Regions from separate parts of the Mus musculus genome. Here region 2 is linked to region 1. The links are chromatin loops, found by intact Hi-C in ENCODE. Cell type or tissue: left cerebral cortex. All regions are shown on one strand. Each heading gives the region's core, and the rest is flanking DNA. Links, peaks and the distances in the headings are about the cores only.

Region 1 (15,513 bases), core at 3,660-8,659:
CTGGAATGAACAGGAGAAAACCTGCCATGTAACAGAATTCTCTCTGTCTCTGTCTCTGTCTCTGTCTCTCCATCTCTCTCCCCTCCCCCTCCCCGATCCCCCTCTCCCCTCTCCCCTTCCCTCCCTCTTCCCCCTTCTCCTCCCCTTCCTCCTCTCTCCTCCCCCTCCCTCTCCCCTTTCTTCTCCCTCCTCCCCCTCCCCTCCATCCTTCTCCTCTTCTCCTCCCCTCCCCCTCCCCTCCTCTCCTCCTCCCTCCTTCTCCTCTTCTCTTCCCCTCCCCCTACTCCCCTTCCCCCCCTCTGTGTGGTGTGTCTCCCCACCCCCTTCATAGCTGCACAATTGAGCTTTGAACTGAAACCTGAGCCTAAAGAATCTCTATGTTGTACACGTTAGATATTTTGTCTCAGTGGCAAAGGTCCATTTGAGCCATCTTATGCCAGCATGGAGTCAGAGATGTTGGGTGGTTTGTCTGAAGCCATACAGGAGATACAACTCCTGCCGTGGGCCAAGGCAGAGCAGCTTTGGGAAGGCTGAGCTCTGTGGGAGCTTCACTCTGGGGTCTGGGTATGTCCTCATCCCTCCAACAGGCTTGGCCCTGCCTGGTTGTGGAAGGAGGCCAGGATAAGTTCACAGGCACCATTCTGTCTGTCCAGTGTGTCCCCAGAGGTAGCTCTTCAGTGATGCTAATTCCCTGTTAAAGTTGAGAGGCCAAGGCTCTGAGAGGTAAAAGCCAAGATGCTCTAGAGAACATTAGGTGAGGAAGGGGCAGGACTGGAGTCTGAACCTGACTAAGCAGTGGACATGATAGGGGAGACACAGCTTCCTGGACCTGTGCAGAGGATGCAGTCCCATTGATGGCTTTGCCTCCCTCCCCCACTAGTACCAGCTGTCCATTCTGTTTCTTCTGGGTTCTGGGCAGAAGTGGCCATAGGGCCCTTGTTGAAATGTGGCCATTTTAACTCCAAGGGTAATGTTCTGGCCCTTGTGTGTCCCTCCACCCCTCACACCCCGGCTGCACCATCCTGGACTGGGACAGGAGCTTGCTTCCTGCCTTCAGCTCCCAGCCTCACACTTCTCTGCAGGCCACAGCCCTGTCTTCTCAACGCAAGGCGGCTAAAGGTCTTGGGAATTTTTGTAAAACTCTTAAACCTGGCTGCAAGCCAGAGGGAAAGGGCCCTGAATGGCTGACGCTGTCTGGGAGAAGATAGAATCCCACATTCCTGCAGCAGGCTGTCCCAGGGTGGGTGGGGGATGCAGAAGGACCTCCACCACCGGTCTATGAAGCACCAGAAATGTCTGGGCAGGAGGGTGTCTGTCCAGCTTTGGCCTGCTGGTATCCCCCCAGACTATCTCGGCAGAGCCACAGCAAAAAACAACTCAGAGAATTGCGTGACCTGGTGCAGGGAGCAGCTTCACCAAGGTTTATTCAGGTCTGCACAGCTAGACAAAGGCAGGCACCCATGCAGACAGGAACACTTGTACACATACCACATATGCGTGCATACACTTTTCCCAACAACTTGACACACACACACACACACACACACACAAACACACGCCATGCATACCTACATGGAAAAACACAAACTTTTAGGACCTGAAGTTATAGCTCTCACCTGGCCCATCTGGAACAGGTCCAAGGTCCTGTCCATCAGATAGTGGGATCCCTCCCTCCTCCCTTCCTCCTTCCCTCCCTCCCCTCTTCCCTCCCTACCTCTTCCCAGATGTTGTCTACAGCTCTGGCCAACTGGCCAGATGTGCTCAGCACCATAGGCTTCTCAGGAACTGGAAGGCTGAGGAGTCCGAGACAACCCTCAGGTGTCTGGGTGACACCATCCAGCCCCAGGCTGGGAGGACTATTGCCAATGAGGTCACGGGGTCACCAGGCTGTTCTTGCAGCAGCCTGTGGGCAAGCTGTGCACTTCACGCAAGGACTGGCAGCCTGCGGCTGAAGCCGCTAGGAGACTGGAGACTGGGTTCTGCCTTTTAGACCCTGGGTTTCCTTGTCTGTGCAAATGATGAAACGGAATGGCTGTCCCTCACGTGTCCATGAAGCACGGAGCCCAAGGTCACATAGGGCACCTAGGATGGAGCTGCATTGGCTCCGTACTTAACTGAAGCAGCTCCATCTACAGCAGCACAGACACTCAGGGGGATAGAGAGACATCTGTCATCTTGTTAGCTGCCCTGGACTGACATTTTCTTCTACTTGGAGTTTTTTCTGTAGATTGGTGTGGGACTCCTTGCAGGGCTCCAGCTGATCCTGACTCTAGTGTTCTCCATACAGCACTTGCTGTTCCTGAGCCCTGGGAACTACTGTCTCACCTAAGATTTCTAAAGCTACAGGTCGAGGGCACAGACACTAGAGCCTCAGGACTAGCACCTAGCGTTAGGAGCCCAGGCTCCCAAGGAGGTAGGTGGCTGATCGGTTCCCAGTCAGGTTTCTCATAAGCTCAGTGACCTTGAGCTACATGTCTGATCCGAGTCTCTGTTTCTTCACTTATGACATGACATGACCTGTGGGGATTTCATGAGGAACCACATGGGATGGTGCTCAGCGGGGCTGGTCCAGGAGGCACCAAGTCACGGAGTCTCTTTCCCATGAGGCAAGAAGAAAGGACACAGCTGAGGCGGACAGTTAACCACACCCCTCAAGACGCACCACGCCCAGCTCTCTTGCAGGCACCACATGCCTGACATCTCCGGATTTTTCTGCAGTCAGAAATCCCTCTAACTTGTCCTGTCAGACAGAGACCTATAAAAAGCTTACCCACACTGTTATTTTAAGGGATGCCATCACTACGTCTCTGCCTGGGGGTCTCTGCTGGAACAGCCCTGGTTCCCACGGCCTGTGGCTTCCAAGGGTAAGGAGGAGGAAGAGGGCCACAAGGCTGTGCAGAGGTGGGGGCTGCATTTTCACTATGCGAGGGGCCTTTCCATCCTAGCCCTGTCCCTCCCTCTCTCTTTTGCTCCCAGGACCTCTTGGGAGAGTCTTTGTGGACGAGGAAGCCATGTGGGACTGCATTTTCCCCCAAGGTCACACGGTAGCTGGCAGTTCTCCCTTGCCCAGCTCTGAAGCCTCAGACCACCTGCTGCCTCCCCTCTCATTAAGCTCCTCCCCCTCCTGCTCTCCCTCCCCCTCCTCCCCCTCTTTCTCCTCCCCCTCCTCCTTCTCTTCCTCCCCTATCCTTCCCCTCCTCTCCTTCCTTCTCACCTTCCCCCTCCTCCCCCTCCTCTCCCTCCCCCATTCTTCCCCTTCTCTTCCCCCTCCTTCCTTTCTTTCCCCTCCTTCCCCTCTCCTCTCAATCCCATCTCCCTCCTCCCTCCCCTCCTTCTCCCCCTCCTCTCGTTCCTACCCTAATTCTTCCCCCTTCTCTTCCCCCGCTTCCCCCTCCTCTCCCTCCTCCCCCTTCTCTTCCCCCTCTTCCTCCTCCTCCCCCTTCTCTTCCCCCTCTTTCCCCTCTTCTCCCTCCTATCCCAATTCTTCCCCTCCTCTTCCCCCTCCTCCCCCTCTTCCCCTCCTCCCTCCTCTTCTCCCTCCTCCCCTTCCTCCTCCCTCTCCTCTTTCCTCTCTGATTCCTCCCTTCTTCTCCTTGTTGCATCCATTCCTCTCTTGCCACTCTCCTCTAGGCCTCCCTCCTGAAGACCCCCTGCCTCACCTGTGTGTCCCGTGAGTCTGCTTTCAGACAGTGTTCTCTGTCTCCCGCAGTGTCCTTGAGCTGCAATAACCCATCTAGGCAGAGTACCCTCAACCCTAAAGGAAGAGCACCGCCCACGCAAAGTGCAGGGCAGCGCAGGGGTGTGGGCACCACGCTGCTGAGGCTTACACTGTACTTTGGTTTAGTTCTAACAGAGACTTTTCCCTGTGCACCATCCTTCCTGCTGTTACATACATGCACACACTTTAAACATTTGCGTACATGTATGTATGTATGTATGTATGTATGTATGTATATGAGTGTGATGTGTGTGTTCACGTGTGTAAGTGTGCTGTGGCATAGGTGTGGAGATCAGTGGACAACCTCAGGTCTCAATCCTCACCCTCAACCTTATTTTAACAGGTCCTCTTATGTGCTGTGTGTACTCTAGCTAGCTGGCCATAGAACTTCCAGGGACCCTCCTGTCTCTGCCTCCCATCACTGGGCAAGATCCCTGGGCTGGCAAATCCTTGTTCTTGCGTTGGGTCCTGCCTGGGTTCTGGGCATCCATTCTGCCTTCTCATGCTTGCAAGAAAAAAAAAAATCTATGTGACCACTGAGCTCTCCAGCCCCATTCCACTGACAAACGGCAGCTGTAACTTGTCAGATGTCAATCATAGGGAGGCTCTGGGCGATGGAACCCAGGGTTTTATGAGTGTCACATGGTGCTCTGCCACCAGGCTAGCCCAGCCCAGTGTGTTTTCACACACAGGTGGTCCTCCATAGTCCTGTCAGTCTGAGAGGAGCATCTTTTCAGCCTCTAACCACTTCCCTGCTGCCGAGAGGTCCCGGCCCAACAGTGGTCTGGACCACACATAGCTGTGGCCTAAGAACTGAACCAGGAGGAGCTCATTTTGCGACCTGTGCCTCAGTTTCCTGATCTGACAGTGAAGCTCCCGTGTCTCCCTTAGGCAGCAGCTGCAGAGTAACCCCGCATGTGGGTTGCAGCGGCTGCTTAGCCAAGAAGGTGCCGCCAGCATCAGGCTGCAAAGTTCCCGTGAACCCAGGGCTGTGGTGCAACTGTCAGCTAGGCCCAAGCCCCCAGCCCCGGAGACCCCGGAGCCAGGCTGCATCTCGGGGAAATGAGGCCCGGTGGCCCCTGACCCCAGCCTGCAAGAGGCTAACCCCCTCCCTGGCCCCTCGGCTGTGAGGCTGCCCGCCCGGACCATTCATGGGTTTGTATTATAAGATGACTGCCGTCGCCATGGCAACATGAAAGGAGCCGATCTCATTACTGAGGCCCGGACACATTATTTTCTCCAAGGAATTTCTTCTTTTCATTATTTCCCTCCAAAGGTCAGCTGTCCTCTCAGGCGGGGCGGGGGCTGCGGGGGTGTCCACGAAAGGTGAGCCGATTCGGGGCCCAATTCCCCGGGTGGAATTTACAAGCGTTTTGCCTTCTCCTCCTGATCTAACACCAGCTTAGAGAATTTCTTCAAACCAGCCTTTCTCTTTAACCCCTGCGGCTCCGGCAGACAGCAGCCCAGCCATCCTTGCTAAGTTCCTGAGATTCCCTCCAGGGTCTGGGCTTTTCTCCAGCACGTGGCTCCCTGCTACCATCCGAGAAGTCCCTGATGCTGAGGTCTCTGCTGACTTGCCCCGAAGGATTGCCGACACACGGACATTTATGTCTTCCCCACAGGGAAAAACACCCCATTAGAAGGTAACACTAATGCGGGGGCGGGGGTGGTGGTGGCGGGGAGTCCATATCCTCGCTTGGAATGCAGAGTGTGCTGCAATTCAGAGACTGATAGACCTGCTAACATCCCTATCAGGCTGTGTGCCCTTGGGCAAGTAGCTCCCTGTTTCTGGGCACACTTTGCTCATCTGTGAAGCAACTCTATGTTGGTGTGTACCCAGGGAATGAGCAGAAATCATGAGCAGAGTCTGGCTGGCACCCAGGAACAGTAAATACCAAGGATTGATGATCGTATTTTGGTGTGTTTCTATCCATTTCTCTCTGTGTGTCAGCTGTCTGTAACTGTGAAACAAACAGCCCCGAGACTTGAGACTCGTTACCGGGAAGCAGCGATAACTCGGTATTAGCTCGTGCAGTTTCTGTGGGTGGAGGCCTCTGCATCCGTCTCTGGTGGGTCCTGAAGTGGCTGCAGCTACCCAGAAGAGGGAGGCAGAGGCTGGGATGGTTCTTCTGATATCTGGCCTCACAAGTCAACCGTATCTTGTGTCTATCTGCCTTACTCTGTGTCCAATAGGCAGAAATTTGGTTCCCCCATAGGATCTTCAGGGAGCTGCAGTGACACCAGAGGAGGGCTACTGGAAATGGCACCAGGACATCATATTCGGTAAGACAGGATCAGGGTGGACACCCATTCTACAGAGGGAAAACTGAGGCTCTGGACAAAAAACAGTGGCTTGCCCCACTGGCTTCCCACAGGCTCTAGATTCTTCCTTCTGTCTCAGTTTCTCATGGGGCCAGTCATTCAGCTCACCAGATTCTCTATCTGGGACACTGGAGGATTGTCTGCCCCTGTGTGGTGGGTACTCAGAGCTGGGGGAGCTCCCAGCCTCTCCATGGGAATTCTGGCACGTGCAGCGAAGATGATGATGTGTAGCTGTGATGTTGATGATGTGTGTTTGTTGACAGTTGGACGATTGTCTACCTCACAAGACAATAAATGGCTGCCAGAGGCAGAAACGTCAAAGTCAGTCATACAGATCTCTCTCTCTCTCTCAAAAAACAAAACAAAACAAAAACCAAAAAACTAACTCATGCTCTTGCATCTCCTACCTCCTGTGAATGATGCTTGGACTGAGTTTACAGGTTTCTGGCGGTGACTCAGCAGCCCATGAGGAACAGGGTCACCATGACTTAGCAGGGCTTAAAGGATGGGGTCAGCTCAGATTCTTTGGAACTGCCAAGGAAGGTGGTGGAGGAGAGAGATTGATTGATTGATTTTGAGTCTTGGAGGAAAGGCTGAGCTTATCCCCACCTCAAGGACCAAGAGCAAGCTTGGTCTGTGGGCATACATATGGACGGCTTGTTGGCAGCTTGCTCCTTGGCTCAGTTGGACTGCTGGTTCCTGACTAACAAAAAGAGACTGGGTTTTGGGCTCAGAGACTGCTGGGATAGCACATGAGAATGCAGATGTTCTGGAGGGCCTTAAAGGTTCCAGCTCATTAGGTTGGTGCCTAAGGATCAGCATTGTTTTAAAGATTTATTTATTTTTGTTTTATGTGTATGGGCATTTTGCCTGTGTTTGTCTATGCACTGCATGCATGCTTGGTGCTCCCCAAAGCCAATAGGGGACATCAGAGCCTCTGGGACTGGGGTTAGACGGTGGTAAGCTGCTATATAGGTACTGGAAATTAAGCCCTGGCCCTTTGGAAGAGCAGCCAATGCTTTTAGCAACTGTGACATCTCCAGCTACCTTCATCTTAACCATTTACCTTCTCGTCACAAACAGTGGAGTAAGGGCCACTCTGGGTAAAACACCCCGCATGGAAGAGCCCACCCTGTGGGTGCTGTTACCTCAGCCTCACTGGCTCCTAGCAACATTAAGGTTGAGAAGAAATTCATCTCTGGGAAGCCATCCCCAATTCCCTCTATCGTAGAGCAGGTGATAATAGTCCTGTCCCTTCACCTCGTCGTACCTCATGTTACCAGACTTGATTTCTCACAGTCGTACAAAGAAAGTTAGGTGTCCAAGTCCTCTGCCTAAAGGTGGTATTTATAATGCAGTAGCCATCTATCCGTTCATCTACCAATCCATAAATTTATCCACCCACCCACTTACCCAGCCATACTTGCATTCACCTATCTATTCACCTATTCTTGCATGCGTCCTTCAATCCACTCATCTCTACATCCATTCATCCATCTGTCCATCTGTCCATCCATCCATCTAGCTATCCATCCACCAATCCATCCATCCACTTGTCTGTCCATCCATCCACTCATCTGTCCATCCATTCATCCATCCATCTACCTACCCATTCATCCATTCACCACCTACCTACTTATCCATTCATCTACCCATCCATCTGTCCATCCATCCATCCACCCACCCACATATCCACCCACCTGCCCACTCACTCATTCATCCATCATCCATACAAACATCCATCCACTCAACTGTCCATCCATCCACCCATCCACCCATCCACCCACCCATTCATTCAGTCATTCATCCATCCATCCATGCATCCACCCATCCATCTATCTAGGTCTATATTGTGTGTCTTCTGCATGTTGGGTGCTGAGGCAAAGCAGCCACTGGAGCAGGTGTTCACATCCTTTGCCCTAAGGCACCCACAATACTAAGGGGAAGATGGGTCAAACAAACCAAGACACAGCTGTATCATGGATGTAGATTTTTCTCCTTGGAAGTAAACTTGAATAACTGGGAGGTGACTAAATTTGCACCAGAGGGATGATCAGGGAAGGTATCTCTGAGAAGACTTTTCGTTTAAAATCCAAAGATCAGAGGAAGCTGATGATATGAAAGGTGGAAAATGCTGTTCTGGGGGAAGCAGCATGTGTAAAGGCCCTGGGGCAGATAGATCCAAGACCATGCTGTGGGAGGAAGGCCAGTGTGTCTGGAGTGCAGCTGTTGAGAGGCAGAACACTGTGTTGTAGGTTGTTTGGTCAGACATCGAAGATCCAAGAAAACATTGTTTTGGAGTCAGTTCACACATTTCCTGGGAACCTTCTGGTAAATACTGCCATCACAACTGTTGGCTTTGGGCCTTATATGGTGACTACTCCAGGAAGCCTTGCAACGCACCTCCAGCCTCAGTCCCCTTCTCATGTATATCTTCTGATCACAGTGCACCAATCTATTCAGAGAACCATACCGAGAGGCTGATTTTCTGGATGGTGACCCTTAAGACGGGGAGGCTCTACTTGAACCCATGCCCCCACCTAGTGCAACCGCTTCTGTGTGACACAGTGGGTAAAGGAGAAGAGCCTGGGTTTTGGCTCCAGACCCCAGGTCTGCCTTAGGTAGCTTGAAGGACTCCTTAACTCTCACGCCTTAGCTTCTCCTATGGAGAAGTTTCTGGTTTCGATGCCCTGACTGATGCTGACAGGTCTCTTACGCCAGAGCCAATGCCCAGAGAATGCTCTCCTTGGTTCTAACAGTGTTTGCCTCATAAGAGACCCCACCCCCAGCCAGGTCTGCCTTCACTGTCCTTGGAACCTATGATTCATTCTGTCCCCACCAGCAGTTCAGGGTGGGACTCACTTTGGTCCTCAGTCTCTCAGCTTCTTTGTTGGTGGACTTCTGGTCTTAGCTCCTCCCACACTCAAGGTCTGTGTGAGTTGGTAGACTCAGTGATTTTTATGAAAGGAGCTGGGCAGTTCCAGGCTGAGAGCCCGGCTGAGACCGCAAGAGACTGATTCCCCTAGGAAGAGATGAGGTGTGCTGTCCTGAGGGGCAGTCTGCAGTCATGGGTGAGATATGTCCATCTGGTCTTTCTGTCCATCCATCTATCCAGGCAGCAATTATGTCCCAAGCACTGAGAATCTACCAGTGAGCCACCTGCCACCTCTAACTTGTGAGCATCTTCCAGAATGAGGGCAGGGCATGCCCTGTGAGCTACTGACTGGTGCGGGCACCCATGGTTCATTGAGCTCCTAACCACTCAAGGTCACTCTTGTTCCCAGTTTTCTAGATCCCAACATGGAAGAATTGGAAAGAGAAAAGCATTATATGCTCATGGATGCTAGTGGAGTTTGTTTCCAGCCTGTCGTGTTTCCGGGCCTTGGCTTAGAGACAGAGGTGGCTTCCTTCCTTCCCTGGGGGAGGCTTCATTCCTGACTCCTGACCTGCCTCTTCTCCTGCCCACATCCTTCCTTTCTGAGTGATCCTGACTGGCAAGAAGGGACAGCAGTGAGGAGCCTCTCAGAACGGAGACCATGGCTCCTGCTTCTCAGCCTGGCTAGCCCACCTGCAGGAAACCTGATTGTACCCTCATGGGGCCATCCTTTCTCTGTCCCCAAAGTACCCAATACACCTGGGCTTTCTTCAGGATCCCACTCTTTCCCTCCTCCCTCCTCCCCTCCTCCCCTCTTTTCTTTCTTCCTCCATCTCTGCCTTTCTCCTTTCTGCCATACACTGCCTGACCCATCAGATGTCATTGTTTGCTGTTTAGACTGCAGTAGCCACTGAAAGCAGACTCTGCAGGTTGAAGCTTGACCTCCATCTCTGCTGTACACGGCTTTGGGAAGTTCCTCCGGCGCTCCAGGCTTTCATTTCATCGCCTTGAATGAAGGTTCTTCTGGGGATGAAATAAAGTAGTCATTGGTCGTTGCTCTGTCACGACTGATAGATGAGTAAATCCCAGAGACTTCAGAAACAGAAGCCAGAGGAAACGGCCACCCTGCTGAGCCCTGGAGCTGCTGGCAGGCAGAGCCCTCTCTCTAAGTCACTACCAGACAGGCTGGCAGGAAAATCTGGAAGAATACAGATTTGATGACAGGGATGTCCTAGGAGGGATGTCTCCAAGTCCAACCTCTGCCCTTGGACCTCTCAGGTGCAAAGAAAGCGCAGGTTCTCAGAGCTGTGGTACCCAGCCCTCTGTGATCCCCACCATCAGCTGGATCCAGAAGGGCTCCTCTCTTCATAGGGAGCCTGAGGCATTCATTGCTCTCACTAAGGGCCCAGAAAAGGCAAGCTTTGGTGCTGAGAGCCCCCTAAGCTCCCCACAAACACTGTGATTGCTAAAAATTTGCTTCGTTCTGATTTTGCCTCTCGTTGGCTGAAGGACTGGATTTTATACCAGGTCAATTTCAGACCATTTGATATTGATATATGAAGATCCCAGGGGATTACTGAATGCATTTCTCATCCTGCCTAGATAGTATCATAGAAGGAAAATGGGATTGACTGTTAAGGACAAATTGAGAAAGACATGGCCATTTAAGATAACTCCTTATCTGTATACAAGCAAATGGTATCTGGGAAATAGACCACCAGTTGACAGCAAGAAATTCTACTCCGGGCTCTTCACCCACTCTCCCTTCTGCCGTTAACACTCAGGGATTATCCCGTTATCCTGAGAGCCATTTCCTGGGGGCCCCTGCTGGAGGACACTAGAGAAGAGGGCTTTTTGAGACTTTATTCTGAAAGGGTTGGGTGGAAGGGGTCTGGGATTGTCCATGGGTACTCTGAGGAGTTTGGGATGGAATGGCTATGAATGTGACAGATCTCCCTGGTACTTGGAGAACGGTTCTCTCAGGTGATTGTGCGGCTTGACAGATGGAGGAATGAACTTACCACATGGTGAGTGGTCTTTGCACTCTCCTCTGTCAAGGGTACCACTGAATGCTAACGCCTATGCTAACACTTTCCTGAGTCATGAGGTTGTGGAAACTTTCTGGAACTCCAAGCTGTCCCCTTGCTGGTTTGACAAACAGCTATGCAGCTCAAGGTCTTGCTTCCTTGGTGTTGGGGGACGGATCCCACAGATCTGTTGATTGGTCCCATTGGTGGGTATGTGTGCTGTGGGTTCTTGAAGGGGTCAGGGGTTGGTGTGGGGGTCTACCACAGTCCTCCATGATCAGGTGCATGTTCCCATCTCTATCCTTTATCCACCCCCTCCCAGCAGGGTGGATTTCACAGGGAAAGGGGATTCTGGAGACCAAGAGGAGCCAGGAGACCTGGGGTCTTCAAAGTCAAAGCTCTGGAAGTTTCTGATGTCAGACCCATTATTCCCCAGGTCACGGTCATAGTTTATCTTCCCTGTTGCTATGATAAAAAATACCCTGATGCAAAGCATTGTTAAGAGAGGAAGGGTTTGTTTTAGTTCACTTTTTGACTGTGTCAACCCTCACACTGAGAAAGGCTTGGTGTCATGAGGCTTCTGCTCACCTCTCAATGGGCGAGGAAGCATAGAGGGGCTGTTCAGCTCACCCTCTCCTCTTTTCCTTATCTTTCAGTGTGGAGCCCACACTAATGGGTTATTACTCAGGGCATGTATCTTCCCTCATTTAATCTTCTCTGGAAATATTCTTACAGATACACTAGGCATATGCTCCCCTAATGCCCTAAAATTAATCCAATTAACTTGACAATGGAATTAAGCATCACATATATCCATCCATCCATCCATCCACCCATCCATCCATCCATCCACCCATCCATCCATCCATCCATCTGTCCATCTATCATCATTCCATCCATTCATGCATCTATCCAACTAAACATCCACTTATGAGTTCATTCATCCACCTAACCAGCAGCCCATGCATCTTTCCAACCAAGCATCTATTCACACACCCACCACTCATCTACTTATATACAAATGCATGCACATATCCATCCAACCATCTACCCAGCCATCCATGCATCTTATCCAGTACATGCATTGCCTATCTATCTGTTCATTTATTCATGCATCCATCCATCTATCCATCCATGCACCCACTGCCCATCTATCCAGCCAACCATCTATTCATCTATCCATCTATGCACCCACCCACCTATCCATCTATTCACTCACCTGTCCATTCATCCATCCATCTACCCAGCCATCCATTCACCAACTCACCAGCACATCTTCCCATCCATCCATCTACCTATCCATCCATCCATCCATCCATCCATCCATCCATCCATCCATCCATCCACTCATCCACCTACTCATCTATCCAGCACATCTTCCCATCCATCCATCTACCCATCCATCCATCCATCCATCCATCCATCCATCCATCCACTCATCCACCTACTCATCTATCCAGCACATCTTCCCATCCATCCATCTACCCATCCATCCATCCATCCATCCATCCATCCACTCATCCACCTACTCATCTATCCATCCATCCATCCACTCATCCACCTACTCATCTATCCATCCATCATTCATCCACCCACCCACCCACTCACCCATCCACCTACCAATCCATCCATCATCCATCCATCCATCCATCCACCCACCCACCCAACCCATACATGCATGTCAATTAAACCCGTGCTTGGTGAGAGTCACACTTAGCCATGTTAAGTGATACTTGGGAATGAGAGGAGACCCCAGGATTTTCCCCAGGGCTACCATATCCAGAATGAGTCCTTGCTATGGCCACCTTCCTCCTGGCTGCCTTCTTCTTGGGCTCTTCTGAGACATCTTGAGTTCAGGCTGACAGTGTCACATCCACAGACCAACATCATCAGATGCACCTGTGAGTGAAGAGCAAGGCCCACCCTGGGGCATCACCAGCCCCAGGGATCCTGTGTACTGGAGGCCCTGTGGAAGAGAACACTTTGAATAGGATTATGCCCAAGGGAAAGCCCAAGGCAAGCTTGGGTAGGAAGTGGGGAAACTGAGGCTTGGAGCAGTAAGGGAAACAATATGGACAGGGTTCCAAGCAAGAATGGGCAGAGCATGGCAGCAAACACAGATGACCCAGAGCCTTCTGGGTGAGGACTCACTCTATGCCTCTCACCAAGTGTTCAGGCTTCTAGAAAAGTGATCACTGGATCTAGGGATGTGTTCAAGTTGGTGCAGTACTTGCCTAGAATTTACAAAGCCCTGGGTTTGATCCTCAGAACTACATTAACTGGGTATGGTGGTGCTTACCTGTAACCCCTGTACCCTCCACACACTCTGGAGGTGGAGTCAGGGGTACCGGAAGTTCATGGTTGTTCTTGGCAACATAATGAATTCAAGGCCAGCCCAGATTACATGAGGAACTGCATGAAAACCAAGCAGACAGTGCTCTGTGCCCTGCAATGAGCTGAGTAGTTCAGAAGATACATGGGCAAGGGTGGCAACAGTGAGGGATGCTCTCAGGGAGAAAGTGTGAAAAGCGCCTGCCCTCCTCCTCCCTTCTTCCTCCCCCTCCTCCTCTTCTTCCTTCTCCTCTCCCTCCCCCTTCCCTTCCCCTCCCTTCCCTCCCCCCTTCTCATTCCCCCCTCTTCTTCCCCCTCCTCTTCCTCTACCCCCTCCTCCTGTTCTCCCTCCCCTCCTCCTCCTTTTCACCTCCTCCCTTCCCTCCTCCTTTCCTCCCTCTTTTCCCTCTCCTCTCCCCCCCCCTCCTCCCCCTCTCTGCTCTTTGCCCTGGACCTTCACCCTTCTCTGGTCCACTTTGCTCATCTTCTGGACATGTTTTCTGCCTCCCCAACTGGATCAGACATTTCATATGTATGACTGAGGGTCCTGTAAGTCCTTACCAGAGCATCTTCCAAGAATCAATAGTGATTTGTGAGTTTTATTATCACAAAGTCATGTAGGAATGTGGTTAGGAGACAGACCCAAGGTGAAGTGAGATCAAATTCCAGCCAGGGCAGCTGTCTGCTGTGTGCCCTTGGGTGGGTGATCTAGCTTTGCTGTGCCCTGCGGGTAATGTAATCAAGATTCTTTGTATGTCTCATCATGAGGTGACTGTGTGAAGAACACGTGTGAAAAACAGAAAACTCTCAGGCCATAGCAAACCTTCTACTGCCAGCCTCTGATACATTGGTCTTAAGCAGCAGCTTGAAGGATCACATGACCCATCTTCCTCTGACAAGTGAGAAACTTGCAGTGTGCAGCTGCTGCCTGGAGCTGGGTGTGCTGAGAGGGGCCTGCAGGCTCGTGAACTTCCTGGATCCTGGCTGTGAAGCACACAGTCCTGGATGGGGAAGGTAGCTCTGAGTCAGGCTTCCTCGGAATCATAAGATCAGTGGATATAGAATACACAGAGCAGGCCCTCTGTGTGCACAAGGTCTGTGTATTTAGAACCATCCAACTGTGGACCTCCCTCCCCCTCTTACATCTTTACTGATCTGGTACAGATGGTTCCCACAGGCCTCACACGGCTTCATAGCAGACTGTCTAGGGGAGATCTAAAGGATGCACGTGAGTTCTAGTGTGCACCAATGCTTATGAGGACAGGAGTGCCCAGAAGGGGAAGCCTCCCCCTCTCTCTCCCCCTCCTGCTCTCTCTCTCTCTTTCTCTCTCTGTCTGTGTGTGTGTGTGTGTATGAAGAAAGGAAGGAAGAAGGAAGGGAAAGAGGGAGAGAGAGGAAGGAGGAAGGAAGAGAAGAGGAAAGAAGGAGGAAGAAAGGGAGGAAGGAGGGAGGGAGAAAGGAAGGAAGAAGGAAGGAATATTGGGAGGAAAGAGGAAGAAAGGAGGAAGAAAGAGGAAGGGAAAGAAGGAAGGAAGGGAAGGAGAAAGGAGGAAGGAAGGAGGAGGGGGAGGAGGAAGAGAGGAGGAGGAAGGAGTAAGGGGGAAGGAGGGAGGGAGGGAGAAAGGAGGAAGGAAGGAGGGATGAAGAGAGGGAAGGAAGGAGGGAGGAAGAGAGGGAGGTAAGGGAGGGAGAGAGGGAGGGAGGGAGGGAGGGCAGGGTAAGAAGGAAGGCTGGTTTATTCTGGTTTATTCAGTCCAGGGTGCAGTCCATCACAGTGGGAAGGTAGGTAGACAGGAGTGTAGGGCAATGGGTCACATTGTTCTATATTCAGAAGGCAGAGGGAGATGGATGCTGGTTCTCAACTGGATTTGTTCAGCCTATGGAGTGATGCTACTCACATTTTGGGTGGCTCTCTCCATATCAGTAACCTAATCTTGAAATGCCCTCACAGACAGACTAGAGGCTTGTTGCCACAGTGATTCTAAATCCTATCTTATTGACAACATTGTCTGTCTGTCTGTCTGTCTGTCTGTCTGTCGTCTGTGCTGGCTAGTTTTATGTCAGTTTGACACAATCTAGAGTCACCAGAAAGGAGGGAGCCTCAGTTAAGAAAATGCCTCCAAAACACTGGGTTATAGGTAAGCTTGGAGGGCATTTTCTTAACTAGTGATTGATGTGGGGCACCATTGTGGTCAGGGCCAGCCCACTGTGGGCGGGGCCATCCCATTGTGGGTGGGGCC
Region 2 (15,513 bases), core at 6,022-11,021, 160 kb after region 1:
TCCCTTGAGACAAGATTTCACTGTACCTGAAGCTACCTATTTTGGCCAGGCTGGTGGCCAGTGAGTTCCCAGGACTCATCTCTGTTCCCTAACACAGTGTTTATAAATATGTGCAGCCATGTCCAGTTTTCACATGGGACTGAGAGTTTGAACTCACGTTCTCTTGCTTGCACAGCAAATGCTCCTCCTCACTGAACCTTCCCCCTGGGTCCCATCACAGAGGAATGCTTAGTGTATCAAGAGAAGCTGTGGCCAGCAGCAATGCTTGTCTTCTTACATGAGTGTTCTTTGGGACTTAATGGACTGGAGATCCACTTGGGCTCTGCTCACCTGGGCTCTGCTTACCTGGACTCTGTTCACCTGGGCTCTGCTCACCTGGGCTCAATCACCTGAGCTCTATCCACCTGGGCTCTGCTCACCTGGGCTCTGCTTACCTGGGCTCTGCTCACCTTGGCTCTGTCCACCTGGGCTCTGCTCACCTGGGCTTGCTCACCTGGGTTCTGATTACCTGGGCTCTGCTCATCTGGGCTCTGTCCACCTGGGCTCTGCTCACCTGGGCTTGCTCACCTGGGTTCTGCTTACCTGGACTCTGCTGACCTGGGCTCTGCCCACCTGGGCTCTGCTCACCTGGGCTTGCTCACCTGGGTTCTGATTACCTGGACTCTGCTGACCTGGGCTCTGTCCACCTGGGCTCTGCTCACCTGGGCTTGCTCACCTGGGTTCTGATTACCTGGGCTCTGCTCATCTGGGCTCTGTCCACCTGGGCTCTGCTCACCTGGGCTTGCTCACCTGGGTTCTGCTTACCTGGGCTCTGCTCATCTGGGCTCTGTCCACCTGGGTTCTGCTCACCTGGACTCTGCTGACCTGGGCTCTGCCCACCTGGGCTCTGCCCATCTGGGCTCTGCACATCTGGGCTCTGTCCATCTGGGCTCTGCCCACCTTGGGGATCCCCAGCATTTGTTCTTCTGTGTGTCCCCACAGCTAGCCCTCCTGACATGTTCTGTAACTGGCTTCCACAGGTTTCACATCTGCCTCCCATGGGCCCCTAGAGCCTACCTGTGTGCATTGAGTGGATAGAATCTCAGTCCCCTTCACTAAGCCTTGAAGCCAATGTGCTGCAGATGAATCCAGAAGAGCATCATGTCGCACACAAACCTCCAGAGAACTCACATTAGGATGAAAACTCTGTGACTAATCAGTCAGAAACCCACCTTGTGCCTTCTCATTTACTGCCCTCTTCAAGCACGCTTGGAAATCTGTTTGCTTGAAAGTCAGTTGGAAACCACATCATCACCTGTCTGTGTGAGGGCAGAAGAAAAATGACTCGGATGTCTGCAGCTAGGCAGCATGACTGTGAGAAGTGGGGAGACTACCGTGGGTAGAGACCATGAACTTCTCAAGAATATGACCTGTGGAGCTAGACCTGAATGCACGGCTCTCAGGCTGTGGTTTTGGGGGTGAGGTCTCAGGTCTCCTCTAATTTCTAGCCCTTTCCTGAATCTTCCCTCCAAAGAGTGAATGAAACCAAAGGAGAGGATGTCCTCATCCTTCACATTCCAGGACACCCCAGGACTAGATAGGTCACCAAGGACACCCCACCCCCCGAGCCATGGTACTTGAGTTGAGGATTTCTTTATTGGCATCTTGGGTGGAAGAGAACATTCCAGAAAGGGAATCAGGACTTCAGTCTATGTTAGTCCCACTGCTTGGTCTGTGTGACCTCAGAAAAAAATCATGGGGTGTCTCAAAGCACGCTTCCTCTTTGTGAAAGTGGAAGGGTTGGGGCTGTGGCCACCTTGTGGAAAGGGTGGTGCCTGGCACCCACCTAAGAGGGGCTGGAATCCAGTCGGAGAAGCTGTAACGAGGGAGACAAGGGTGGAGAAAAAAGAGACCCACAGAAGGTTTCAAAGGCCGTCTTACCTATGAGCTGAGAGGGTTCGTATTCTCCTCTGTCTTGGTTAGACATTTTTCTACTTGATACAATGCAGGGTCATCTGTGAAGAGGGAGATGCCTGTGTCAAATTATCAGCTTGGTCTGTAGGTAAGTGTGAAGGACTTGCCTTCCTTCCTTCCTTCCTTCCTTCCTTCCTTCCTTCCTCCCTCTCTCCCTCTCTCCCTCTCTCCCTCTCTCCCTCTCTCCCTCCCTCCCTCCCTCCCTCCCTCCCTCCCTTCCTTCCTTCCTTCCTTCCTTCCTTCCTTCCTTCCTTCCTTCTTTCCTCCCTCTCTCCCTCCCCACTCTCTTTCATTTCTTTCTATATAAGGATTGATGGGGGAGGACCCAGACCATTGTGGGTGGGGCCACCCTTGGGAAGGTGGTTTGTGTAAGCAGGATGAGGGAGCCATGGGGAGCAAGCCTTTAAGCAGAACCCCTCCACAGCCTCTGCATCAGCTCCTGCCTCCAGGTTCCTGCCCTGACTTCTCATGAAGAGGGACTTGTCTCTCAACTTTCTACTGTTCTTGGCGTTTAGCATAGCAACAGGAACCTAGGGCTCCTGGGTAGGAAGGAACACAAGCACAGGCAGCTGAGTGGCCCTGTATACCGGTCCTGCCTCTTGCAGCCCCCACTGGCTTGTGGCTTCCTGGTCCATCTCTGCCTCCACAGGGGAGCTGTAAGCCATGGAGCCCTGGTCTCTTCTCTCCTCCCTAATCTCTGTCCTCCTGTCTTCCTACAAGCATGTTAATTGTGAGACAGGGCTCATCCAACCAGCGTGACCTCATCCTATGTAATCACATTGGCAAAGACTCTGGTTTCGAATAAGGCTACATTTTGAGGTTCAGCAGGGGTATGCTGTGCACCGAAGGGTCTGGCATTGATCTGGGATGGATAATTCACCCTGGAGACCACGGCAATATGCGTAGCCATGTGCTGTAGGTGAGTGGCACTCTCATTATCTCTGTGTGGTAACCCCATTGGCTGGCTCACAAGCCCCCATTTTATGGATGGGGGAGCTGAACAGGAGGCCCACCACGTGCCCCATCCGAATCACCCTAGCTTAGAAAGGTGTGGGACCCAGCCCTGCCCTAGGCTTTGGCTCTCAGGCCTCACTACTGTTCAGCTGGGGTGAGCAGAATTGCGTGGAAGCAGGGGACAGTCATCAATGTCACCCTGAGACCTGACAGGAGGACCCCTCCACTCAGGCAGGCACTGCTCCTGTGGCTGTCTCTGCCCTGTGCAGGCCGCAGCGAGTAAACAGTCTGAAACCCATTCTCATTAGGCTAATTTACGAATAAATTACCATATTCAATGGCCTTATTTTTACTGCTCGTTAACAGGCCCATGATAGGATGATAATTACGGGATTTTAAGTGGCTAATGGCATCTGGGGCGTCAAAAGCAGTTTTCCCCGAATCTGTTTATGGCAATGAAGGTGATGGTGGGAGGGGTGCGGGGGGGGGGGGAGGAGCGGTTGAGGGGGGGCATTGAAATGTTGAAGTCACACTTTGTGTGGAAAAAGAAAAAAAATCGCTTTAATTGTTGAGTATTTATTAGAGAGGAGGGAGTCTGCAATTTTTTAAAAAAAAAAAATGAAACTCTGAAAAACAAAGGAAATTAATTAGTCTTCCCTGGGTGCCGTGACCTTCGGGGAGTTGTCGAGAGACATCACCAGTCCAGAAGGCTTGCAAGTCTCTCTGCTTGGCTGCTGCGGTTCTGAGGGCAAGAATAGCCTGCGAACCCAAGCTTGGCGGGATGCTCCACTGTGTGTGGCTACAGAGACCCCCTCATGGGGATCCCTGTACAGGACACCTTCTGACACCCCGTCCCACTGACAGAATGGTTCATCTTCTGCCCTGACTCGCCGGTCCACCAGCTTCTGTGCTGAATATCAAGTGCACCGTCTGTTCTTTCCAATGCTCACTCCTTGCTGGTACAGAGGGAATGTTCCCGATGCAGATTGGAATCTCACTGTGACCCTTTTCTATGTTGATTTTCTTTAACCATGAGACAGTCACCCCACGGGCTTGACTGTTATCACCCGACTGCTTTGCTTTTTCTCTTTCTCTCTTTAAAAAAAATTCAATTCTATTGTTTTCTACTTATTCAATTTGCATCCCGCTCACTGTCCCCCTCTCAGCCACCCCCTCCCACAATCCTACCCTCCCTACCTCCCCGAATCTTTTAGGGAGGTAGAAACTGAGACACAGAAAGGGTAAGTAGCTTTGGCAACGTCACACAGCCAGGGCTGCTCTCTGTGTCTCTGCGACAGGCCCCACAAAGCCACTCCCGTCACCCCTTCCTCTCATCAAACGCACAAACAGTGGATCCCACATGACAGGAGATAAAATAAGACTCCAGACAGGGCAAGCCACCTACCTGGACTTCCAAGCTAAGTGTCTCAGCTAACTGGTCTGAAACGGGCTTGAAATGGAGGACTGTGGTCTGGGGCTGGACAGTTTAGGGAGGAACATTTTGACTGGAGGTTCCCTGTGCCGAGTTCTAGGCACATTTGTCCTGCCTACCTGCTTGCCTTTCTTCCCGACAGCCCCTCACCCTCATCCCCATCCCTCCCAGGCCGCCGGTTTAGTATGCAGCTCTCGGAAAACAAGCAACCAGCAGCTGACAGTGGGAATAAATATCGCAGCAGCGACTTGGTTAGCATTTGATCCCAGCTGGGGCTCCGGGAGCTGAAGTCCTGGAATGTCTTGGCAGTTTTTTAATGCTGAATAATTTGATTAGATCAGTGGCTGAGCTGCTGTTCCTGGTGAGATAAACCCTCCCTCGTTCCAGGGGACTTGGGGGACCACAGCCCCCACGCCCCTCCCCCTCTTAGCTGACTGGCTGTAACTCTGTGCCCCCAGCCCAGGGCCCATCTCTCTCCATCTCCACCTCCTCCCCGCCTCTCCACCATTCTCTCCTTCTCTCTGTATTCCTCCTTCTCCGCCTCTCCACCCAGGTCCACCTCCTCTTCTTAGGGCTCACACTTCAATTTCCCACACTTGTCTGCTCCAATGTCTGGTGAAGTGAAGAAAAACCCCACCGATTATAGACAGGCAAGGGGTGAGTGTGTGTGTGTGTGTGGGGGGGGAGTGACAGGGCCACCAGGCCTCCCCCTCTCCTCTGTGCCCTCCCTGCCTCACTCTCCAGAACTTTCTGGGCCCTTCCTGTCAGCCAGAGGCCAGGTTCCCAGTCCTCAGGGTGAAATTTCCTGGGCCTTGCCACCTTCTAGTTCCAAATTTGGAGGTAATAATTCTCTTAGAAGGAACAGAATCTCTGCTTGGGCCAGGAGTCCTGTCTTGGGTAGGGGAGAGGCTGAGGAGCTGAGGAGCTGAGGAGCTGAGGAGCTGAGGAGCTGAGGAGAGCATTTGGGACACCAGAAAAGAAAGATAGACATGCAAAGTCCTCCCCTGCCTTCAGAAACCCCTTCAATGCTTTCTGCGGGGAAGGGATGGGTACATATAGGCCCCTGTGACTTTATGAGAGAGGTGGCCCTGTAGAGTGACTGTTGCCAAGGCTATAGGATTGAACCAAGTCATTACTGCCCAGGCAGGAAAGGAACTGGATAGAAGAACCAGGAGACACTGTCTATGGGGTCACAGTGACCTCACCAGTCACCTGATCTCTCCTTCTGCCTGCCTTATGTCTGTATGGTAGAGGATGAGTCAGAACCCACTTGAAGACCCTCCTCCAGATCTCTCCAGATCAAAAGAGTTCAGTGCTATTGGGACAAGTTGTGAGGATGTGAAAGGCTCTTCTTCTCAGAGCTAAGGCTCCTCATCCACACAGCAGAGACAATGGAGCCACACACTACCATCTGCATGGAGGCCACAATACTGCCACACTCCTTTGTCCTGCCCCAGTGTCCTGTATCATCGTTTCTCTGGCTGCTGAGGGACCCAAACATGTGACTCGCTGGCAGGCTCAGGGGACAGTCCTCTGTTTTCCAAACCAGTGCCGGGTAGAGGTCTTCTCATCTTCATCCCCTCGGTTTCCACCTGCAGGCATGGGAGTCTCTCCACAGGAGCCATCATGGCAGCTTTCTTGTGCTGAGAAGAAACCAGCATGGCTCCATCCACCCATTGCCCCATTTCATCCTTTACCTCTCCCTTCTCTTCCTCACTCCCCAGTAGTGCTTTCCTTTTCTCCCTCTGGTCCATCGTCTTCCCATCCATGCAGCCATCATCCATGGGAAGATAGGTCCCATGAACTGCCCCTCCCCCTCCCCTTTCTCTCCCCCTCCTCCCCCTCCCCTTTCTCCCCCCCTCCCCCCCTCTCCCCCCTCCTTGCCCCTCTCCCTCTCTCTCTGCCTCCCCTCTCCTCCCTTTTTTCCTCTTTCTGCCTCTCCCCCTCCCCACAATTCTTTTTAAAGGCATTTTATTAGATATTTTCTTCATTTACATTTCAAATCACAATTAATTCTTAAGCACCCAGAAATCCCATGGTCAGTACACCAGCCCCTGTAGTCTGTTGCTACTCATCTAGGAGAGAGGCAATGAGGCCAGTAAAAAAATGCACACTGTGCCAAACTGATGCAGTAACCAGAGAGAGCAGTGGAAGAAAAGACAGGGTGTGGGTGGTGAAGGGAGGAGAGGGGCTGTCTTAGATAGGGTATTACTGCTGTGAGCAGACACCATGACCAAGGCAAGTCTTGGACAACATTTCATTGGGGCTGGCTTACAGAGTCGGAGGTTCAGTCTATTATCATCAAGGTGGAAACATGGCAGCATCCAGGCAGGCATGGTACAGAAGGAGCTGAGAGTTCTATATCTTCATCTGAAGGCTGCTAGAAGACTGGCTTCCAGACAGCTAGGATGAGGGTCTTAAAGTGCACACCCACAGTGATACTCCTAATCCGACAGAGTCACACCTTCTAATAGTGCCACTCCCTGGACCAGGATAGGTCTGGGCCATCCTTGGGCAATAATGACATTTCTGCTGCCTCCGTACCAGGATCAGATCTGCAAAGACTACAGGACTTGTCAGAACCTTCAGAACATGGTCTTGTCCCAGGCTCTGGGCCATTATGGAGGTTCTCTACCATCTGCTGGGCCTGCTCCACGGTGTAGGCAGGGGTGTGGGCTGGCTGCTTGGACTGACCTTTAAGGCTTGAGACAGTTTGAGAAAGGCTGCTGTCAGACTTCATGGCAGAACCTGGATCCCTACCTTGTGATGACCTGGAGCCGTGTTCACTACATGACTCCCTGGGGCAGGCCTCCTAGTGTTTCACAGGGTTCTCACAGGCGTGAGACTGGATGCTGCTTACTACAGAGGCTCTCCTGTCCTGTGGGCAGTCCTTGAAATCTCTTCTCTTCTCCCACATGCTAACCCTGGCCTCTAGAGACAGCCACTTTACCTGTGTTCTCAGCTTTCTCCATGGGCCTCAGTCTGACTTCCAGTTAAGAACGGAAGGTAGATGTGGCCTGTGTCTGCCTTAAACCAGAACTCTGTGTGCCTCAGCCCCTCAGCCAGCAGCTTCCCCCTCAGAAGAGTGGACAATGCTACCTGGGCTTTCTCAGGTGGTGAAAGGACCCAGGGATAGACTCTGTAGGGAAGAGACATTGACAGACAGAGAGTGGTCCAGCTTATGTTCATTTTTGAATTCTGGCCTCCTCCTCTTCCTCTTCTTCCTCCTCTTCTTCCTCCTCCTGCTCTTCCTCTTTCTCCTCTTCTTCCTCCTCCTCTTCCTTCTCCTCCTCCTCTTCCTCCTCCTTCTCCTTTCTCCTCTTCCTCTTCTTCCTCTTTCTCATGTTTGATTATTTGTTTTGTTTTGTTTGTTTGTTTTTGACAAAGCCTCAAACTAGTTTCAAACTCCCAGTGCATGGAGGATAACCTTAAACTTTTGATCGTCCCAATTCTACCTCTCAGGTGCTGTGGCACCCACCCTGAGTCTGTACAATGCTGGGACCCAAAAGCTGGCTTTGTGTACACCAGACAAACAATCTGCCAGCTAAGCTGTGACCTTGGCTCTACATTTTTTCCCTCTTTCTCTCTCTTGTAAAACAGGTCATCTGTTTTCCTCGGAGGCTTTATAGGGTTCCTGCTCTATGACCCAGAGATAGTTCTCAGTGTGTGTGTGTGTGTGTGTGACTGGAGCAAACCAACAAAGCTGTAGTGAGAAGACCTGTAGAAGATGTCACAGTGAGTGTAGCAGTGGGGAGCAGCCTGGTCATTTAACAAGGGAGTGCGAATGGGGTGGGACTTGTTCAGTAAAACTGATGCATGAACAGGGATTGTCAGGTCTAGTAAAACCTGTCTGTGAGGGGCTCAGTGGCCAGGGTGAACGGTCTCTGGTCATGTTGCTTCGGGAGCTGCCTGTAAATTGAGGGTAAAGGACTGCTAACTTGTTTTAAGGTATGATAGATATTCTCCAAAAGAAGGAGCAGGAAGGACCCAGGCTGAGCTATTTATCTCCTCATTTTTGGACACATTGATGTGCCTGCAGCTTACAGTCTTCCCGAATACTGATGTGCCTCAGTTTCCTGAAGTACAGACGATTTGCTATCCTTGATTTTTTTTCAGACACCAACCAAGACAGCATGGAAATGGGCAGAAAGACTCCAGGTATGGCATGTTTGGGGGTTTGAGTGAGAATGGACCCCCCCTAGGCTCATACATTGGAATGCTTAGGCATCAGGGAGTGGTAACATTTGAAAGAATTAGAAGGATTAAGAAGTGTGGCCTTGGGTTGGAGAGATGGCTCAGAGGGGTTAAGAGCACTGTTTGCTTTTCCAGAGGTCCTGAGTTTTATTCCCAGCCACCACTCAGTGGCTCATAACCATCTATATGAGGATCTGATGCCCTCTTCTGGTATGGAGGTGTACAAGCAGACAGGGCTTCATATACATAATATAGAAAAGAAAGGAAGGAAGGAAGAAAGGAAGGAAGAAAGAGAAAAAGTGTGGCCTTGTTGAAGGAAGTATGTCACCGAGGGTGGACTTCAAAAGCCTGTGTCAAATCCAGATTCAATCAGTCAGTCAATTTGGTCAATCTCTCTCTCTCTCTCTCTCTCTCTCTCTCTCTCTTCCTAGAGGGTTAGGCTATAATTCCTAGTTTCTGCTACTACAATGTCTGCCTGCATGCCACCATGCTGGGCTAGACCTTTGAAACTGTAAGTCAGCCCCCAGTAAAATGTTTTCCTTTATAAACGTTGCTACAGCCATGGTGTCTGTTCACTGACCAAGACAATGGCCCACATAATGTTGGATATTTGAGTACTTGCTCTTCAGTTGGTGACCCTGTTTTGTGATGCTCAGGATGTATGACATTTCTGGAGGAAGTGTGTCACTGGAGGTAGAGGATTTGAGGCTTCAAAAAAGCCCACCCCTTTCCTGGTTTCACCTCTCTGCTTCCTGCTTACAGTTCAGGATTTGAGCTTCTGCCACCATGCCTGCCTGCCACTAACCTTGCCTATCCTGACAATGATGGACTCTGATCTCTCAGACCCATTGTTGGTGTCAGGACCTCTGAAACCTGTGACGTCACATAGGCAGGACAGGCACACCTGTTGCCAAGGCAACAGCCACCATATTCCCAGGATCCACTTGGCTCACCTCCCACCTTTATTTGTGATTACATCATCATGAAAGCCCTCCCCCTCTCTCTCCCCCTTCTCTTTCTGCCACCACCTTGCCCCCTCTCTCCTAATAAACCTCAAGTGGAACTGTTTTGCCTGGTGTGGTCCTTCTGAAGCTGTGGGACAGCCGAGATCATAGCACCCATAAGTCTAAATAAATCCTTCCTTCCATAAAGTCACATTGTTTGTGGTGTTTTATCGCAGCAACAGGATGGTAACTAAGTCATGCATGTATAAAAAAACAGAGCCATATGTATCTGTACTTGCTGCTCCAGGAACTCTGTAAATATTAAATCTGTACATGTGTACCCCATCTTGGGAAGACTGATACTCAGGGAATTGCCAACTGGTGAACTCCTACTCATCTCTCAAAACCCTGGTCACATTGCCCTTCTTTAAGGAAGACTCTCTACTTACCTGACCTGGAGTGAAGACGGTGGACCCTTTTCTTAGTTGTCTTGGCCCAAACCCAAACTGGGAAGCTGGGGGCCACTTCTCCACCTTCTATTTGGTTGGTGCTGCTGGCTTCTCACAGAGTAACCACTACCCACCAGGTCCTCACTTGCTCCTGTGGGAAGATGAGGAGGAAATGAGGAGGAAGCCCATTCCCTTTACTCAAGTGAAGACGTCGGGAAGATGTGTGGTTCCGAGCTATAAATGGACTCATATTTTTAAATGAGCTGGGGGTTTCTATTTAAAGGACCCCTGATGTAAAGCCTTTTTATAAAATAAAGACATCTTGAGTATATGAATAGTTGCCCCCTGACATATCTGTTTATAAATGGAGTTGTTTTTCTTTTTTTTCTTTTTTAAGGATCAGAAAGACTGATCCTTTTTTAAAAATCCGTTTGATAAATATTTGCGAAGTGCACACTGAACGCCAGGCTGTGCGTTGGATGTGGGCAGGACAGTGATGGTAAACGTCCTCTAGAGTTTGAGGGCAATCAGGCCTAGCAGCTCGATCACAGTCTCCCTTCCTCTCTCCTCCCCTCCAGCTGTGTGTTCTTATCCCTCTTACTTCCATTTCTGAGCTTCAGACACATCTCCAGGTCCTCCAGGAATACAATGGGAAGGCGCTCTTCTGCTGTTTGGGAAATTACATGACCCTTAACTAAGCATGCTCACTTCCACTGTTAAGAAGGCTGCTGAGAAAGGATCCTGCATGGGGCGTGCATCCCCAATCATCTCGGAGCAGCCCTGATTCATCAGCCCAGCAGCAAGGCATCTGTGTGCCTTGTTCCTCATCTGCAAAGTGAGACAAAAATCCCTGTACATGTAATGATGACAGTCAACATTCCAGATATGGAAGATGTTTGAGGTTGTTTAAAGTGTAGCAAGTAGCTGGGATGGGGGCCTCTCCAAAGCCACAGACCTCCTGAGCCCCAGGGCCTTCATTTTCCAGCCAGGACTGGAGTGGAGACTGAGCTAAGAATGTGAGAGAGTTAGGGGCTGGACTGTGGATGTAGCTCAGTGGGGAGAGAGCCTGCAGAATGGCAGGAAGTCCCTAGTTTGAGCCCTTAGCCCCAAATAAACTGTGTAACAATGCACTGCTGTAACACTAGCATTCAGCTTGTGAAGGCAGGAGTTCATGGCCATCCTTGGCTACAAATGAGTTCAAGACCATCCTTGGCTACAAATGAGTTCAAGACCATCCTTGGCTACAAATGAGTTCAAGACCATCCTTGGCTACAAATGAGTTCAAGGACATCATGAGCTAGAGCCCTTGTCTCAAAGAAACCAGAGGGCAGACACAGCCTGGTATCCTCATGTGACAGCCCACAGGCAGCTTCACTCACAGTCCTGGGAATAGAACAAGAAAGTGTGAGGCTTGCAGCTCTTGTCCCTGGGCTGCTGGGTGAACTTAGGAGCTCAAAGTTTCTCAAAGTCATTGTCTCCAATCCTACCCTCTGAACCTTCCTCCAAATTGTCCTGGTTGGGCACCTGGCTTTCATCTGTCTGGGCCCTTCTGGGTTTTGCACTGTGACGGATCAACAAACAAAGATAGAGCATTTATTGTCCCCCTACTTCTAGATGTCTCCAGACTTTAGCCTTTGCCATCATCGATGGACAAATCCTTTTAAGAAGGCTCTGCTGTCACTCCATTTTACAGGTGCACAAACTGAGACACAGGATGCTCATATTCAAGGTTACCCATAGATAGTGGCCCTGGGTGATACACAGTGCCCTGCCACAGCCTCTCAGGAACACACAGCTGCTCTTGTGGGCCTCTGACCTTGGTCCCTGTCCCCAGTGTTCCTCTTGGTTCACACTGCCAAAATGCCTTCTGATATTTTCAACAAAGACAGCGGACTAAGCCTTATGCCTTCCCAGTAACCATAAAGAACAGAATGTGTCATTCGGGAGGTAAATTTAGCCCATGACCAAATTTGGGCAAGGCTGCTGTTGGTAGGACCCAAAAGGGGTTGAGAGTCTGGCCCAAGGTCTCCTAACAATCAGGTCACTGGGGAAGAACGAAAACAATCGGCATTTTGAGCGTCTGCCATCTGAGTTCCTTCAATCCCATTCTGCTAAAACCCAACTCAGTCAGCAGCACTGGAGGCCTCCTCAGGCTCCGTATGCGGCACAGCATCTCCTGGTTTTATTTTTATTTTATTTTAATTTTTTTTGGGGGGGGAGTATGGATGGGTAGGGAATCATTCCTTTTGCTCCAGTGCGTTTTCCTCAGACACTCCATCCCAGAAAGGGTTACAGTCCAAGGCAAAGCTTTACCGTAAGCACAAAGAGCTAATATTGGCAGATTGGGGTTTCTGTGAATATTCATTGTAATCTGGGACTTGGTGAGCTGAGATCGCTCCCTCCTGCAAGCTGCACACTTATAACTTGTGAATTCATAAATATTTACGAATTCACACAGTCATCACCGATAAATTATTTCATCTGACAGTTCCACACAGGCTCTGCCTGGCTTTGTGCAAGTCTGATCAAATCTTGCGCACGCTCTCCGGTGACAAGCGAGGATGGAGCACAGCTCGGGTCAGCACCGGATCCCAGGGATCCGGATGGGTCACCGGTGGAGAGTTACAAGAGTCTGGGTGATGGAGGCATGTCCCATGGGCTGCTAGATGCTCTCTGCAACTGTACATAGATTTAAATCCCCCATTTTTGAATGTGTCAGAAACACAGGGACATGAGCCCTGGAAAGAATCATATGCCGTCCTGTAACCTGGGGGTGGCAGCTCACCAGGTTTTCCCACGAAGGGTAATAAAAATGGTGCTGCCCATACCAAAGCCCACAACCCAGTGTCCCCTCCTCTCCAGAAACTTCAGTTGTATCCCCCTTCTCTTCCTTATTTAAGAAAAGTCTGAATACACACCAATTCCAAGTGCCCTGGGCTTCATTGATCACATAAATCTCTCTCTCCACTCTTAAAGCCACAGGGCATGTTCCTGCTTATAGTTTTGAGTTGATGCAGCTCCCAGAGACCTGGTTCACCCATGGGATCAACTCGGCACTCCCTTCATACCCTTCTGCAAAGACACCCCTTGTTTTGGTTGCTCCGTACTCAGCCTGCTGTTGGGGAGTTTTTAAGGATTATGGGTTTGTTTCTCAGTGTTGGCTTGACACCTACACAGGGCCCTGTTGGCTGAGGACACTGCTTCTTGGCCTGCCTGTTCCAATTTACACTGCAGCTTGGTGCTTCCAGGAGTCTCACATTTCCATTCCCTTTGTCTGCAATGCCCTTCCTTTCACAGAAACCTGTCCCCTGGTCCCCTGAGTACGGCCCCTTCCTCATTCGAGTGACCCCTTCATCCAGTACCTTTCTCTCTCCCCAGTATGACCTGGGGTCACCTTACCCCCCATCCTACTTTCTTACTCTGTCCACAGAAGTCAGAACCTTGGTGTCTGATCTCACTGTATTTCTGCGTTTCTCCTGCCTCCAGGAGCAAATGGTATATGCTACGTGCTCAATAAACTTTGCTTTGATTGTACACACACATTCGCACAGCTACAGATGGGGCAGGTTGCAGACTTACCGGTCCTTAGCTTTGTGACTGTGGATGGCATAAATCCCAGGTGAGATCTAGTTGTTTATTAGCCATTTTCAAAAGGCACAGTAGTGGAATTTACCTGGTTCCTTCATTTTCTAAGAGATTTCAAGGGTTTCAGAACTTCAAAGCCCCCTACAGCCTCACATAGCTCCCCACAGCTTCTCATAGCCTCTTAAGCATACCCCAACCTCCTTCAGCATCCTGAGCTTCCTACGCCTCCACCAGCCTCCCCAACAGTGCAAGGATTCTCTCTTATGGGAAACTGTTAACCTTTGCACTGAATGGAGCCTATATCTGCTCATTTCCCCTGTGGAATTCTGCAACATGGCTGGTCTGCCTACCTCTGACCTTTCCTTCTAGCAACTTTCAAACCTGTACTTGGAGAAACCCTGCCGATTTTAAGGAGAGAAGCTTTGAGTTGGAGGTCTCAGGGTATGCATGGGGCAGGGAGACCATGGCAGACATGCTGACAAAATAAGTGGGGGCTCCATGGTGGTGGTGGTGGTGGGGAGAACGAGTCCTGCCCTTGTGGATGCTTCTAGGTGTAGACTGAGCTGTCACACCACACGTGATGCTGAGCAATGGTATTACGTGCAAACATGGCCATTCACACATGCTCTCATACACGAGTGATTTCCAGTGTCGCTTAGGAAAAATTCACGCAGAGAAAGAGACAGAGGCAGAGAGAGAGAGAGAGAGAGAGAGAGAGAGAGAGAGAGAGAGAGGTGCTTCTCCTAAACTTTGTAAACTTTGTAGCTGCCAACGGGAATATCTCTTTTGTCTTCCCCGCCCTTTATTTATTTTCCCCCAGAAATTCCAAGAGAAGTGTTTTTAAGCGTGTTGGCTGACAAGCATGCACACGTGTCCAGAGTCGGGGAGCCACCGGCCCCGTCTCTAACTTGTTAGACGGCAGGTAGATTACAATCATAAATAAATGATCTGCTGTCTGCTTGCATTCGGGCTTGTAGCTTTTAAAGTGTGTCTGTCATCGCGGAATCAGATTTAGTCAAACGCTGTGTAACTGCGAAATTATCCCATCCTTACCTTTTTATTCTCCTTATAATGGACAGTTAAATTGGATTTTCAAATTTGAAGTGCATATGTTTTTCAAATCCCCAGAGGCTGTCTAGTTTTTCATTTCTAAAGCAACTCACTAATGTTTATCATTACCACACAGGAATATTACAATTCTTAAGGGGCGCCTTACAAAATCAGCACAGGAGAAATGCGCTTTATCGTCTCAAAATGAAACCAATTTCTCAGCTGATTTGCAATTTATTTACATGTTAGCATTTGATTTCCGGCTGATTTGTAACCCCACATGGCTCTGTCTCGGGTTTATTTAGAAAGCAGACAACAGCGGTTGGGGAAGGCTGTGGAGCGAGCGCCTTGTGTTGTGGGGCATCCTCAGTGCTGCGGAGTGCCTTGTGTTGTGGGGCGCCTGTACTGTGGAGCGCCTTGTGCTGTGGGGCGCCCATGTTATGGAGTGCCTTGTGTTGTGGGGCGCCCGTGTTATGGAGAGCCTGTGCTGTGGAGCGCCTTGTGTTGTGGGGCGCCCGTACTGTGGAGCGCCTTGTGCTGTGGGGCGCCCATGTTATGGAGTGCCTTGTGTTGTGGGGCGCCCGTGTTATGGAGAGCCTGTGCTGTGGAGCGCCTTGTGTTGTGGGGTGCCCGTACTGTGGAGCGCCTTGTGCTGTGGGGCGCCCGTATTATGGAGAGCCTGTGCTATGGAGCGCCTTGTGCTGTGAGGTGCCCTGTGTGGGGCGACTGTGCTGTGGGGCGCCCGTGTTATGGAGAGCCTGTGCTGTGGAGCGCCTTGGGTTGTGGGGCACCTGTGCTGTGGGGCGCCCTGCTGTGGAGAGCCTTGTGCTGTGGGGCGCCTGTGCTGTGGGGTGTCCGTGACTCCCAGACTGGGGAATTGTGTTTACCCTCTTCTCCTCTGTTGCTTCTCATTCATTCAACCCTGGCGGTGTTGCAACATCAGCATTTAAGC

What was found. Peaks named below come from ENCODE experiments on the same cell type or tissue, not always from the same donor. Only the 100,000 strongest peaks of a DNase experiment are listed, where the experiment ranks them.
Region 2: it touches region 1 in a loop (2.3-fold over the local background); 1 of 42 quality-filtered maps calls a loop at or near these places.

Annotation. Positions count from the first base shown.
Region 1 is chr5:111,576,510-111,592,022 of GRCm38, forward strand. It overlaps C130026L21Rik (RIKEN cDNA C130026L21 gene), which reads left to right and starts at 5,052. Exons shown (of 4, transcript NR_015546.2): 1 at 5,052-5,361; 2 at 5,670-5,787; 3 at 5,912-6,001; 4 at 9,325-10,644. RefSeq lists an enhancer at 796-1,787. In left cerebral cortex, for the core only: a CTCF peak has its summit at 5,821 (motif pointing right); DNase peaks (open chromatin) are centred at 4,920, 5,116, 5,604 and 5,730; H3K4me3 peaks cover 1,691 bases; H3K27ac peaks cover 1,879 bases.
Region 2 is chr5:111,737,916-111,753,428 of GRCm38, forward strand. It overlaps E130006D01Rik (RIKEN cDNA E130006D01 gene), which reads right to left. Exons shown (of 4, transcript NR_045834.1): 2 at 9,927-10,077; 3 at 1,921-1,994. Among named protein-coding and RNA genes, the nearest start is that of E130006D01Rik, 16 kb to the right of the region's middle. In left cerebral cortex, for the core only: a CTCF peak has its summit at 8,760 (motif pointing left); no DNase peak of the experiment used is centred there.